2 separate regions of the Homo sapiens genome follow, and region 2 is linked to region 1. Evidence: chromatin contacts called from ENCODE Hi-C or POLR2A ChIA-PET data. All regions are on one chromosome and are shown on one strand. The core of a region is the stretch at or near the end of the contact, and the rest is flanking DNA. Distances in the headings are between cores, read along the strand shown.

Region 1 (6,378 bases), core at 1,804-4,303:
ACCAGTGTTCCCTGAAGCATTACATTTTTCTGGGTCCTACCAGCGTATTAGCTTTGACACTTGAGTGGACTCTTATCTGTAATCCCGATGCAGACACAGTGTGGTGTCTTGCAGTCTTTTCGTAGGACCGTAAAGCATTCGGGAGTCAGCAGGGATATGTGGAAAGAGTATATTGGGGCCACATACACCTGCATTTGAATCTAGCCTTTCTGTGAATGTTCAGGAGGTCACGTCCTCTTTCTGTCCCTTGCAGTATCTCTGAAAATGAGATTTAGGGATGGTGGGTGTCCAGAAGATGATTTTGTCGTGTCTGGCTTGGGCCAGCAGTAGCTCTCTCCTTTATTTTGCTACCACCCTTTCCCTCCATCTCATCTCACTCCTCATGAGGGTATAGTTTAAAGAACAACCCCAGGAGAGGGCTAAGTTCAGTCTCATGAAGTGAACTCCTAATGGGGAATTTCAGGTAGCTGCTGGTGGGGAGAGGCATTTGAGGTGGCTAAGGTAGGGAAAATATGGGCTACTTGGCCACTGCTTTTAAAGCAGTGTTTAAAACTCTGCTCTGTTCACGCAGGGCTCCCCAGTGAATAGAGTGTGCAACTGGGAAGCGACAGAGTGATTTTTTTTTTTTGGAGATGGACTTTCACTCTTGTTGCCCAGGCTGGAGTGCAGTGGCATGATCTCGGCTTACCACAATGTCTGTCTCCCAGGTTCAAGCAATTCTCCTGCCTCAGCCTCCTGAGTAGCTGGGATTACAGGCACCCACCACCAAACGCGGCTAATTTTTGTATTTTTAGTAGAGACGGGGTTTCTCCATGTTGGTCAGGCTGGTCTCAAACTCCTGACCTCAGGTGATCTGTCCGCCTCGGCCTCCCAAAGTGCTGGGATTACACACGTGAGCCACTGTGCCTGGCCACAACAGAGTGATTTTTTTAAAGAAAGTGATAGACAACAACCTACGTCATCTTTGGGGTCAAGCTATCAGAAATAGAGCCTCCCTTGCCCTCAGATGTCTCCGTGCTTAGCCTGGCAAAGCTATGAGTAAGTGTGGAGCTCATTACAGGAGCCGGAGACACTCTCTTGCTCTGCCTTGAGTCAGGCCGCCTGGTGTTGATGAGTCACCACCGCCTGCCCTGGCCCCCTGCCTACCAGGAGGCCACTACCGCCGGACATTTTTATTTTCCTTTGTGGGGAAAGAGTCTGACCTCTGTGCTCTGTGTCTCTATCCATATTCTGCCTGTCCCAGACAGAGGCAAAGGTTCTCTGCACAGCCCTCCTTTTTTCAGGGAAACTGTGGGGGTGAGGGGGCCAAAGAGGGGAATCTGAGCAGGTCTCAGGCATGCAGATAATACAGAGGTAGGAGCCTTTCGGGATTCGCAAGATGCTCAACCAGGCACCATCCATCACTGCCAAAAGCAGCTGTTATGCAAAGTAGCTTAATTGGCCTACAGGTTGGTTGAGTTTTAAACCCACGGATTGTACCAAGGCAAAGGAAATGAAAATATTTGACAGATTCTGGGTGGGGCTGTGTGGTTTACACAAACATAGAAGAAAAACATCTGGGGCTAGAATGGGCCTCAAACGACAAATGTTCAGATATATAGTAATATAATACACAAACATATATATAATATATATGTGCTTTGTGCGTGTGCGTGTGTGTAAGCTGAGAGGAAGCACGCAGAAATGCAAACATCAGCAGCTTTTGGATATCTATATCTATATATAGATATAGATCTATGGATATCCACTATATGTATCTGTAAATGTAATGTAATATGTTCAAAATACAATCCCATGGAAGGTTCCAGACAGAGGCTGGAGACTGAGCCGTCACCCTGGGATTGAAGACAACGTGACGGTTCATTCTCCAGAGTTACCTCACACCTGGATAAGTCACAGCCGGCTGTGGAGGTCATCACTGAGTTGTGTCACACAGGGAAAAATTCATTCATCCATTTCTTCGTAGAGTCTACAGTTGTTGTTTTGAGTGTCAGTTTAGCAATCAGAGGCCTGGCTTTGAATGGCTTCCCCAGGAATCTGGGAAACTTGGGTAACTTATTTAACTTCCTTGGGTCTCATTTTCCTAGTCTAGAAATTGGTGTCTATTTCTTGGTCTGGAGAGGATAAAATGAAGTCATAGAGGTGCCTGGCATATAACAGAACGTGGTTCATAATCATACATAATACGTAATCATGTATTACTTTTTTTGACACACTTCAGTTGAGCACATATTTTGCGCCAAGTCTTGTGCTAAACACCAAGGATATAGACTTGTTTGATTCATTCATTTCACAGATATTTGCTGAGCACCTACTACGTGCTTGACAGACACTGTGCTAGGCTCCCAGGCTGGCAAGGGAGACAGACATTCAAAAAACTACAAATAAGTAGTATAGGCAGCTCCTCCCTCGCTGACTGCCAAAGCTTTGAGATAAAGACATCAGGCAAGAAAGGGGCAAGAAAATGCACAAATACCAGAGGTATTCCTTTTCCCAAGTCTCCAATGTGGGAAGAATATAATTCCGGGACTACTGAGGAGGGGGTTTGAGTAGGCAGCAAGGGGTGATGTGGATATATGCATGTATGTGTGTCTGTGTGTGTGTGTGTGTCTGCACCCATTTCTGTGAGTGTGTAAAATGTCTGTGTATATGCGCCTGTCTGTGTATTTGCATGACTACACATGGAAGAGAGGCAGGTGTGTTTGCATGACTGTGTGTGTGTATTTGTGTGTGTGTATCTGTGAGTCTGCACGTGTGTCTCTGGGGATGTGTGGGTGTTTTGTGTGTTTCTATACACGTGTGCCTTTTGATATGTCTTTCAGTGTGTCTACCTGTCTGCGTGTCTCTCTGTGCCTGTGAGTGTGTGTTGGTGTGTCTGTGAAGGTCTATGTGGGTGTGCCTCTGTGGGTGTGTGGCATGACTTGTCTCCTTTTCTGTCCTCAGTCGTTTCTGTGGAGCTGATCTAGCTTGTCCTTCAGAACAAAGGGAACTGACAACGTCAGTGGCTTGGGCTTTATCTCCCAGCCTGCCATCCTGTCAGAGGAAATGAAATGTACTTGGCACAGTCTGCTCCTTATGATGTCATTCTGGCTGTGACCTGCACATTCCGCTCTCCTAGGTATTTGTCTTTTGATTGCTTAACGAATACCTGCCAAAGATCAAGAGAACACGAGTGTGGGTTTTTTTTTTTTAAAGAATCATAGCTGCGGCCGGGTGGCTCATGCCTGTAATCCCAGCACTTTGGGAGGCCGAGGCGGGCAGATCACGAGGTCATGAGATCGAGACCATCCTGGCTAAAACGGTGAAACCCCGTCTCTACTAAAAATACAAAAAAAATTAGCTGGGCGTAGTGGCGGGCGCCTGTAGTCCCAGCTACTCGGGAGGCTGAGGCAGGAGAACGGTGTGACCCCGGGAGGCGGAGCTTGCAGTGAGCCGAGATAGCGCCACTGCACTCCAGCCTGGGCGACAGAGCAAGACTGTCTCAAAAAAAAAAGAACAAAAAAAAAAATCATAGCTGCATGGAATGTTAGCTGTCCATTTTCTTTGCTGTGAACTTGGGAGCCATGGTAAAGAGACAGCTTTGGCTTTGCAGTGGTGAGAGCTCGGTTCAAGTCTCCAGTCTGCCCCTTCAAAAGCTGTGTGACCTTGGAGAAGACAGTTTAGCTCTCTGAGCCAAGATTCCTTACCTTATGAGAAGGTTCCTTGGAGGGGCAAATATAACAATAGATGAAAACGTTTTCAGAAATCCACAAAGTCCTTAAATCATAGGATGTCAAGGCAAGGGGGCCCAGAGGGAGGACCCTGGGCGCAGATGTCAGGGAGATGTGGGTTTGGGCCCTGACTTCTTCCTTTCCTCAACATACGACACTGAGCAAGTTCCTGGACCTCTCTGAGCCTCAGATTGTCCCTCTGTTAAATAGGATAGCATCATATATAAAGCACTAAGGCAATGTGCTGGCCAATGTGAGGGCCCCTAAAACGGGAGCTGTTAACATTTTTAATACTACAAAGGGGCTGACAGCAATATTAATGTCTGCCCACTTTCACACTTTCAGTGAGTGTAGCAAATTAAACCTCTGCAAGCGCAGGTATAATGAATGCATAGTGTGACAGCAGTGATTTACTATCTCTCGTTTTTACTATTTCAAGATGCAACCTCAGCAGAGTGTTCTTGGCATTACCGCATTCTTGGCAAGCACCTTGCGTTTCATCTAGAACTCAGAGGCTGTTCTAGTTGCAGAGAGGAGCTGAGAACAAGGTGGCCTCTGGCCTACAGTGGTCCAGGCCAGCTGGCTGGGTGGCAGACTTCCCTAGTACCTGTCCCCAGTCTCTCCAACTGGATCCTTTCTACATGACGTCTTCACCTTCAGCAAAACCTCAAATCCCCCTTGTCTTTGAAGATGCTGTTCCCCCTGCCTGGAATATCCTTGGCTGCCACTCGACCCTTCAGCCAATCTGGGCTTGGATCCAGGTTCCTGTGCCCAGGCTAAGGCAGATATCCCTGCTCTGTGTCCCCAGTGCACCCTGCATTCACCCCACTGTGCATGACGTCCAGGGCATTTGAACCGTCTGCTTCTGTGCCTGGCCGCCTCCCAGAGGGTGCCCTCCAGGAGGTCAGGGACAGGGTATCCAGCAGTCCTCGGTGGATGTTTGCAGAGCAAGCACACAGAGATCATTCGTTTTCTGCCCCCACACCCTCCAGCAATACCTTCACATATAAATATATTCAGTTCATCCGAACTAATTCTGACAACCATTTGGCTTAATAGAAGAGATTTCAGAGAGCTGTGCCTCCTCTGTGGCTGCTGATGTTGGTTTTGAAGCAGATGGGTCTGTCTCCCTGCATCTGCTTGTTTTCAACAACTGCACCACGCAGGCCAGAGGACAAAAGGTTCCCAAGTCCTTGAGTAGCTTCAGCCTGAGTGTCAGGTCTAGCATGTGGGTTTGCCGTGATGGCAGTGGGCATCCATGTGGCTTGACGGCCTCCGTTTTGGAGAGTGGTTGGCAAGTCAGGCTCTGGGATTGGACTGCCTGAGTTGCAAGCCTCAGTTCTGCCACTTGCTAGCCATATGATGTGGGTGAGGTATTGAGCCTCTTTGGGCCTCAGTCTAATCATCTGTAAAACGGGGATGTGTAATAGTACCTACTTGCCCTGCTGGTTTTTGTTGGAATTAAATGAGATCAGTTGCTGGTGTAGAAAGAATATTTAATGAAGTTTTGCTAGTGTTACTATTGTGTTGCATTTGTACCCAATGGTAGTATCAGACCAGGACCTCCACTCTGACTGTAACAGAGACTGAGCGTCTGGCTAGACACCCTGCCTCCATCCTGCCAGAGCTGGTTTCCCAGGGCTAGATGTTGGAATTACTCTACAATTTCAGATGGATCTTTTTATGATCATGAAGCACCCTCAAGGAGAGATAGATAGTTCCTCTGTGTCTGAGAAGGGTTCTTGCCTTTCTCTCACTTAATAGCAACCTGGCACACCTAGTTGGCAGTCTACTTGGCACTTTGCTTACCTCATGGTATAGTACAGGGGTCAACAAATGACAGCCCTAGGGCCAAATCTGGCCCCTTGCCTGTTTTGTTAAATAAAGTTTTGTTAGAACACAGTTCATTTATGTGTTGTCTGTGGCTGCTTTAGCAATAAAATGGCAGTGTGGAGTCGCTATGACAGAGACCACAGAGCTTGAAAAGCCTAAAGTATTTTCCATCTGGCTCTTTATAGAAAAAGTTTGCCAACCCCTTGTGTAAAAGTAAAGGATTAAAGGTTTATTTCGTTGAGCAAGACAGAAACCTGAGCACCATTCCCACCTCTCTGCTCTCCCTCAGCCCTGACGCTGGTTGGCCACCAGATTACTTTGCCTCATTCTATCTCATGCGACTAATCTCCCATCGCTTCCTCAAATACCACTGCTCAGTTCAGCCCTGTCCCAACTCCCATTGACTAGCACAAGTCAGGACCACCACCATCCTGTAAAGTGTCTGTGGGTGAATGAGACAAAGACATCCCTCTGGGTAGATGAAGCTCCATGTCACACACTGGTGTGCTGGGCAAAAACCCCAAACCCTGTTGATTATGCCCAATGACTGACAGCCTTTGCAACCATTGGCCAGGTTTATTGATTACACTGTCTCCTAGCCTTGAGTTTCTCCCTGTCCAGGCGGCCATCCACCCTAGAGCTACAGTGATCTTCCTAACTGGCCATGTCCCTCTCCTGCTCAAATTCATTCATGCCCACTGCCCTCAGGAAAAGCCCATGCTTTTGCGTGTGACATTCAAGGCCTGTTGTGATCTGGTCTTTGCCAGTCTCATGTCTCACCACCTGCTCGGCCTCCACCACACCTGAGCACTGCTCTACAATGGGGGATCCCTAG
Region 2 (6,378 bases), core at 1,542-4,041, 190 kb after region 1:
GACTTCCCAGCAATGCATCAGATTTTTAGGGTAGTACTTACAGAACAAATTAAATTCCTAACTTCAAGTAATTTGAGGTTTAATAATATACATGAGATAAAAAGACATAACATGAACAGGAATGTAGCTGCACGATTTTAACACTTCATAAAGAAGAAAATGCAGTCATTATTTCAAGGTTTTTTTAAATGAAAAATTGGTGAACTGACTGTGGGGAAAGAGTTTTGATGGAAATAAGCCAGGAGGGCCCACAAAGAGTCTACCAGTTAGTTTTCTAGTGTTCAAGTAATTATTACATTAATCAATACATTATTAACTGGTAAATCTATGGCAGCAACATGGCACAGAGCAGGCAAACATGGGAGTACTATCACTTAATGACCTGTGACCTTGGACAGATGGATCACCCTTTCAGCACCTCAATTTCCTCAGGAAATTACTACCTACTTCATATAGTTGTGAGAAGAATAAAGAGAACATACTAGAAAACACCTAGCAACCCCTTGCCCACAATTAAAAGATTAAGGCTTAACACAATGGATGACTGGTTGTAGTAATGTTTCATTTTAATAATTATTATAATGATGTGAGCTCAGAGTACAGATGAATTGCTTTTGATGAAACGGTTGGTGAGCCAGATGAATTTTCCTGATTTTAAATATCCTCCTTGTTCCTTTCTTAATTAGTGGAGCTTGCGATGATAATGGATCGGCTATATGGAGGTGTGTGCTACGCTGGGATTGATACCGACCCTGAGCTAAAATACCCAAAAGGAGCTGGGAGAGTTGCGTTCTCTAATCAACAGAGTTACATAGCTGCTATCAGTGCCCGCTTTGTTCAGCTGCAGCATGGAGAGATAGATAAACGGGTAAGCCTTATACTACATTTTGGAAAATTCTAGAAATGGTCCTCTAAATGTGTGATTACCAATATTAGAACGGGAGCATTTTATGACAATAAAGTGACAGCTGACAATTTTGCCTATAGAGTTAATTATGGTCTATAATACATGAAATAATGTCCTATGAATTTCTTTTATCTTTCAGTTTTTTGAGTAGCCTAATCAGAACACTACAATTTACTTGAGTTAATTTAATCTTCTCTAACTTCCATTCAATCTCAATCCATCCGTCCATTCATTCACTTAGTTTGTAAGTCATTCAATAAATATTTACTGAATCCTTTGTTCTGTGTTATATCAAGTATACAAACAGGAATGCCCTTGAGGTTTCCTGCCCTTTTTTTTGTTTGTTTTTTAATCCTGGGACATAGGGAAGACCTCAGCAAGCCCTATTTCTCAATGAATTGTACTCACAGATTTCTTTTTTTTTTTTTTCTTTTTCCACAGCCGCCACCTCTCACCGATTTATTCCTTAGCTTGGTGTTTCATGTATTCAACAAACGTTTTAGTGCTTAGGGCAAGAAGTTCCTGTCCTCATGAGTTTATTTCCTAGCAGATAGAACTGTATCACTTGCCAGTACTACTCAGAGTGTGGCCTGTGGACTGACCTCCAGTCTGTAAACTTAGTTTGTAGTGAGATAGGAATTTAGACCAGAATGTGTAATCAACCACATTACTGGGCACAATGTTTGGTCCAGCTGGCGATTTTTTTTTCATAGAAAGCCTTTATTGATGAGGGAAGCAATATATTGATTTATATTTTGGGGTCACCTTTTTATTTCATGGCACACTGGCACTTTCATGCATGCTGACTTTGATATCCATCACTCTGAGGCATTGTGCTAAAATAGATTGATTTTATCGTGTTGTTCTCAATTCAAGATGTAAAAATCATCAAGTCAGTAGCAGTTTTTGCTTTTTATGTTTCATGTCATGTACAGTCTACTTCACTGGCAGTAAAAAAATTTAAGATAGTGGTGGTCATCCTACAAACTGTGAATCTATTAAAGAGAAAAGTATCTGTTCTATTCTAAGCATGGGGGAGGGACAAGATTAGTATGTTAACATGCCTACTTTGTTTGTTTGAGATGGAGTCTCTCTCCGTCACCCAGGCTGGAGTGCAGTGGTACAGTCTCAGCTCACTCCAACCTCTGCCTCCCGGGTTCAAGTGATTCTCCTGCCTTAGCCTCCCGAGTAGGTGGAATTACAGGCATATACCACCATGCCCAACAAATGTTTGTATTTTTAGTGGAGACAGGGTTTCACCGTGTTGGTCAGGCCAGTTTCAAACTCCTGACCTCAAGGGATCCACCTGCCTCACCCCCTCAAAGTGCTGGGATTACAGGCATGAGCCACCCACCATGCCTGGCCTACTTGGTTTTTTATGCACACTAAAAAATACCTACATCTCACTGCCTTATTCCAACATAAGTTTCAGAGCTGTGGGATTGGTCATTAGAAATTCAGACTGAATTTGTGTTCCTCTGCAATGAAATCCTTTGCCCAGTGTTCATGTCACTCTGTAGACATTATGGAGCAGCCTAGAGGCCAGAAGCCCAGTGCTCTCCTTATGCCTGCTCTTCCTGGGCTTCGTGACACTCTTCTTCTCCTTTTGTACTTTTATTTTTTTAGTTAAAAAATTTTTTTTAGAGGGAGGGTCTCACTCTGTCACCCAGGCTGGAGCACAGAATCACAATCATGACTCACTGCATGTTCTTCTCCTTTTGTTCATGGCTAATCTTGGTCAGGATTCCTTGTCAGAGCTGGGTGGCACCAGTGCTGGTGACAGCCTGCTGTAAGGGAGTTTCAGCCATGAATCTCTCCAGACTAAAAATAACCAGCTCTTTTCTAGCTGATGAATTAATAACCAGGTGACTGTTAATGCTTGAAAGGTTCACATGACAGGTTGGCCGATAGAACGCTGGAACAGGCCCAGTTTTAGAAATTCACCTCTGACTTTTAGACTCAGGTGAACCATTCTTACTGAGAAAGAACAAAGCAGGGTTTTAGACTGTGAATCCTATGGCTGCATCTTTTTTTTTTTTTTTAACAGAGTTCCAGGTTTGTGATTATAACCCAACATGTGTACACTATAAATAGAAACCACGAGCCAGGCTTTTTACGACAGCTCAGAATCTTGTGACGCAGTAGTCAGGCATCTTCACACCAACTTGAATATTGAAGTGCAGTTGTGTGGAACTTGGATCATCTTAGTTGATTTTGTTTAAATTATGATTCCACATATGACAAAAATCCAGATCCACTAATTAAAATGAGGGTTTATGTCTATGAATAATCTCCTGTGGGTTTAATCTCATAACATTCTAGTCTAAACAGTTGGCTTCACTTCATGATGTCTGCTCAAATCCTTTTTCCTTTAAAGGATGTTTATTTAATAAGAAAAAAATGTAAAATGATAGATAATAAAAGCCTTACTAGGTTCTTAAAAGATGAACTATCCATATTTCAGTAAATGAATAATTAGTCCTTCCTCTTTGGGCACCTTGGAACAGATTCATTCAGATAGTGGGTGGAAATGTACATGTATGGTAAGCATTGCTGGCCTAGTCACTGAAAAATGTAAACTCTTATTTTTGATTGCAGGTGGAAGTTAAGCCATATGTCTTGGATGATCAGCTGTGTGATGAATGTCAGGGGGCCCGTTGTGGGGGGAAATTTGCTCCATTTTTCTGTGCTAATGTTACCTGTCTGCAGTATTACTGTGAATATTGCTGGGCTGCTATCCATTCTCGTGCTGGCAGGGAATTCCACAAGCCCCTGGTGAAGGAAGGCGGTGACCGCCCTCGGCATATTTCATTCCGCTGGAACTAAAGGATAACTGCAGTGCTCATTTTCAGGCCTCAGAATAAGTGCACTCTTCTGTTCATTCTGACCCCTTCCTCAACCTCTTCACGCTGGCATGTCCTTTTGTAGCAGTCTGTAACTTAACTATAGTATAATGAAAAGAATGACCTATAATATAGGTGTTTTGTAGATTCTTGTGTCACTGCAAACAATATGAACTCCTTTTTCGTATTGCCATCGGGTTGCATGGAAGTTTTATTCTCTTGTTTTGCTGGAAACCAAGAGGATCCAAACTTCCTGCAACATTTTCTTAGAGGAGAGAGAGAAATATTAAAAGAGAAATGAAACAATAGAGTATTTTGGGTTTTTAATTAAATTATTGTTAATAATATAACATATAAGAATACTTTTATTAAAATAACCATGCAACAATAACACTATCGGTCTATCTGACAGTTTTTCCCCCAGGGAAGTGCTTTTGCCTTTTCCTTTCTTTTTTTTTTTTTTTTCATCTTTTTTGTCTCTCTCTTTTTTCCATCCCTTTTTAATTTTTTTAACAGCAATGGAGGAAGTTAACAATTTTTAATGGAAAGAGCATGTTAGAGCAAACAAATGCATAAGCAAGACTGAGCAGCATTATAATTAATTTTCAGGGTTTTGAGGCTGAACATAATTTCATTATCCCTCAAAAAGTTACCACCACATCAGAAAAAATAAAAAAAAAATAGTAAAGTAGGCAGAGCTAGGTTTATTTTCTCTTAAACAATTTTTAAAATTCAGAATGTAAAAATTGGGTAAATTTACTACTGAGGGGAGTGCACTTATTTATTTAACTTACTTATCTGGTCAAAGCCCCAGGAAACCTACCAAAGCTAGAATTAATGACAACTGGTGGGAAACCTAGCATTTCCTCTCCTGAAGAATAAATGTATAAATGTTATTTTTGATGTTTATATATAAACTCTATATCCTAATTTACTAATACTCATCAGATGTCAGCCTTTGCTCTCCATTTTGACGTTAAAAAACAACAACAGATCTAGAGATACCTCAAGGATATCATTTTTGATTTTGTGTTACAGTACACTTGTAGCCAAAACTGGAAGACAAAACCAATATATAATTTGGCTGCTGATTGGCTTACTTTTAGATTTAAAGTTACTTTGGGTATCCTGTAATTTAGTTGTAACATAGAAAATGAAAAAACAGTTAAAAAAAGTGAAGTAGTTGCAAAGTGTTTTGCACTGTTGAACTAAGTAACTGTGTAAATCTGTGCAAAGGTACGTATGTTTATCTTACTCTTCCTATAAACTAAAATAACATTACAGTTTCCGAATTTAGCATGGGACATAGTCAGTGTTTGAAGTGCCAACTTCATCAAGTAATGCATGCTTTATTATAAATAAAATTCTAGCTTTGAAAGGCGTTATGTGTTGAACAGTATGCTTCAGGGGTAAATTTAAAATAGTCTCTTGAAGCCCTAGTCATGGAAGTAACTTTTATTTTAATTGACATTCTCTTATTAAATGCCCTATCCATCATTAAAAGGTTTATTATCAGTGGGCAAAACATGAAATAATATGATCGAATGGCAATCTTGCTAGTTGCGCTACCTAACAGTACCATCTTGGATCCTTCAAAACCAAAGACTTGCCCCAGCACTGCTGTGGAACCACCTGGCTTATGACCCCTATGGATGATCTTTAGGAAAAGCAGCCCTTTACTTTTAATACAGGCTTTAATGAACTATACCTGTTAAGTTCCAAAGGTCAAAATGGAGGCATTTGCTGTCTAATATTCAAACATAGAAAGGGAGCTGCTTTTAAAGAATTCCCTGCAAATACTGAAAGCAGTCATGCGAATGGAGGGTGCTCTTGTGTAGCTGGTCAGGGACTTTTTTTTCTTTTCTCCTGAACTACATGATTCTAATTGGAATGTTCATTTGCCTCTTTTTACTCTTTTAAATGCTTGTAGGTGGCTTGGGGTGTGCTATCGTGCTGTTCCTACTCAGTAAACAGGTGTGATGAGTTAACAAGAAATAACACTGTTTGAGAACTAGCTTTGAATAATAATTTTTCCCTTTGTACATGACCTGCTGAATTTCGGTACAGTGTTTTTGTAGCTAACTTATTTTGTCATGCACATAATGTATATTTGTTATGCACTACTTTTGTATATCTTGTTTTTCCAACAGTGAACATTTTTAGGCACACTTTTCACTGACGGGATATCTCTTTATGCAATACCTCAATTTTTCATATTGCAAAGAGTAGCTTTTTGTACTTTTATTACTGAGAGATCTTCATATACTTCATTTTTTAATATAAATAATTTTAATAAATTTTATTTTCTTATATTCTGCTTTTTATACATTTCAGTGCTCTGCATACATTTTAAATTATGAATGTCGTGCACTGGCAATGCTATTTTAGAGTCTGCAGAGAAGAGAAAGCATGTTGCTTAAACATCCTTCCCCAGCACCAGCTATTGGTGTACCTATAATTTAAGAAATAGTCTATGTAAAGTCACAAATTAATGAAAAAAATTCGCATGAAAATGACAGATAACACTGTAGTTCCTAAAAAAAAAATTAAATGCATAAGCATAAGGTAGAAATTAAAATAACAAAATTGTCTACAGCTTCTTACTAAGTTTTTAAAATTATTCATAAA

Evidence for each region. A loop is a pair of places that touch in the nucleus more often than their neighbours do. ChIA-PET counts read pairs that join two places held with the same protein, here RNA polymerase II (POLR2A). Pooled maps may share reads with other maps.
Region 2: a loop to region 1 is called in a map of heart right ventricle, with 4 times the contacts of the local background. The contact joins two enhancer-like sites. A Hi-C loop is called at or near these places in 11 of 168 maps with a recorded cell type or tissue (Caco-2, HepG2, PC-3 and 4 more) and 5 of 50 pooled maps. POLR2A ChIA-PET finds 5 or more read pairs at or near these places in 6 of 52 experiments (A549, Caco-2, HepG2 and 3 more).

What each region holds. Positions count from the first base shown.
Region 1 is chr5:173,763,523-173,769,900 of GRCh38, forward strand. All of the region lies in intron 1 of LOC124901138 (a long non-coding RNA gene), which reads right to left. Among named protein-coding and RNA genes, the nearest start is that of LINC01484, 21 kb to the left of the region's middle. Within about 2 kb of position 3,054, at least 22 of the 41 ENCODE cell types and tissues checked have a DNase peak (open chromatin) inside an H3K27ac peak, as active enhancers do; they include gastrocnemius medialis, where a contact is called at or near this core.
Region 2 is chr5:173,952,405-173,958,782 of GRCh38, forward strand. CPEB4 (cytoplasmic polyadenylation element binding protein 4) reads left to right here. Exons shown (of 10, transcript NM_030627.4): 9 at 687-868; 10 at 3,506-6,378. The coding sequence ends at 3,733. Among named protein-coding and RNA genes, the nearest start is that of C5orf47, 34 kb to the right of the region's middle. Within about 2 kb of position 2,792, at least 6 of the 41 ENCODE cell types and tissues checked have a DNase peak (open chromatin) inside an H3K27ac peak, as active enhancers do; they include gastrocnemius medialis, where a contact is called at or near this core.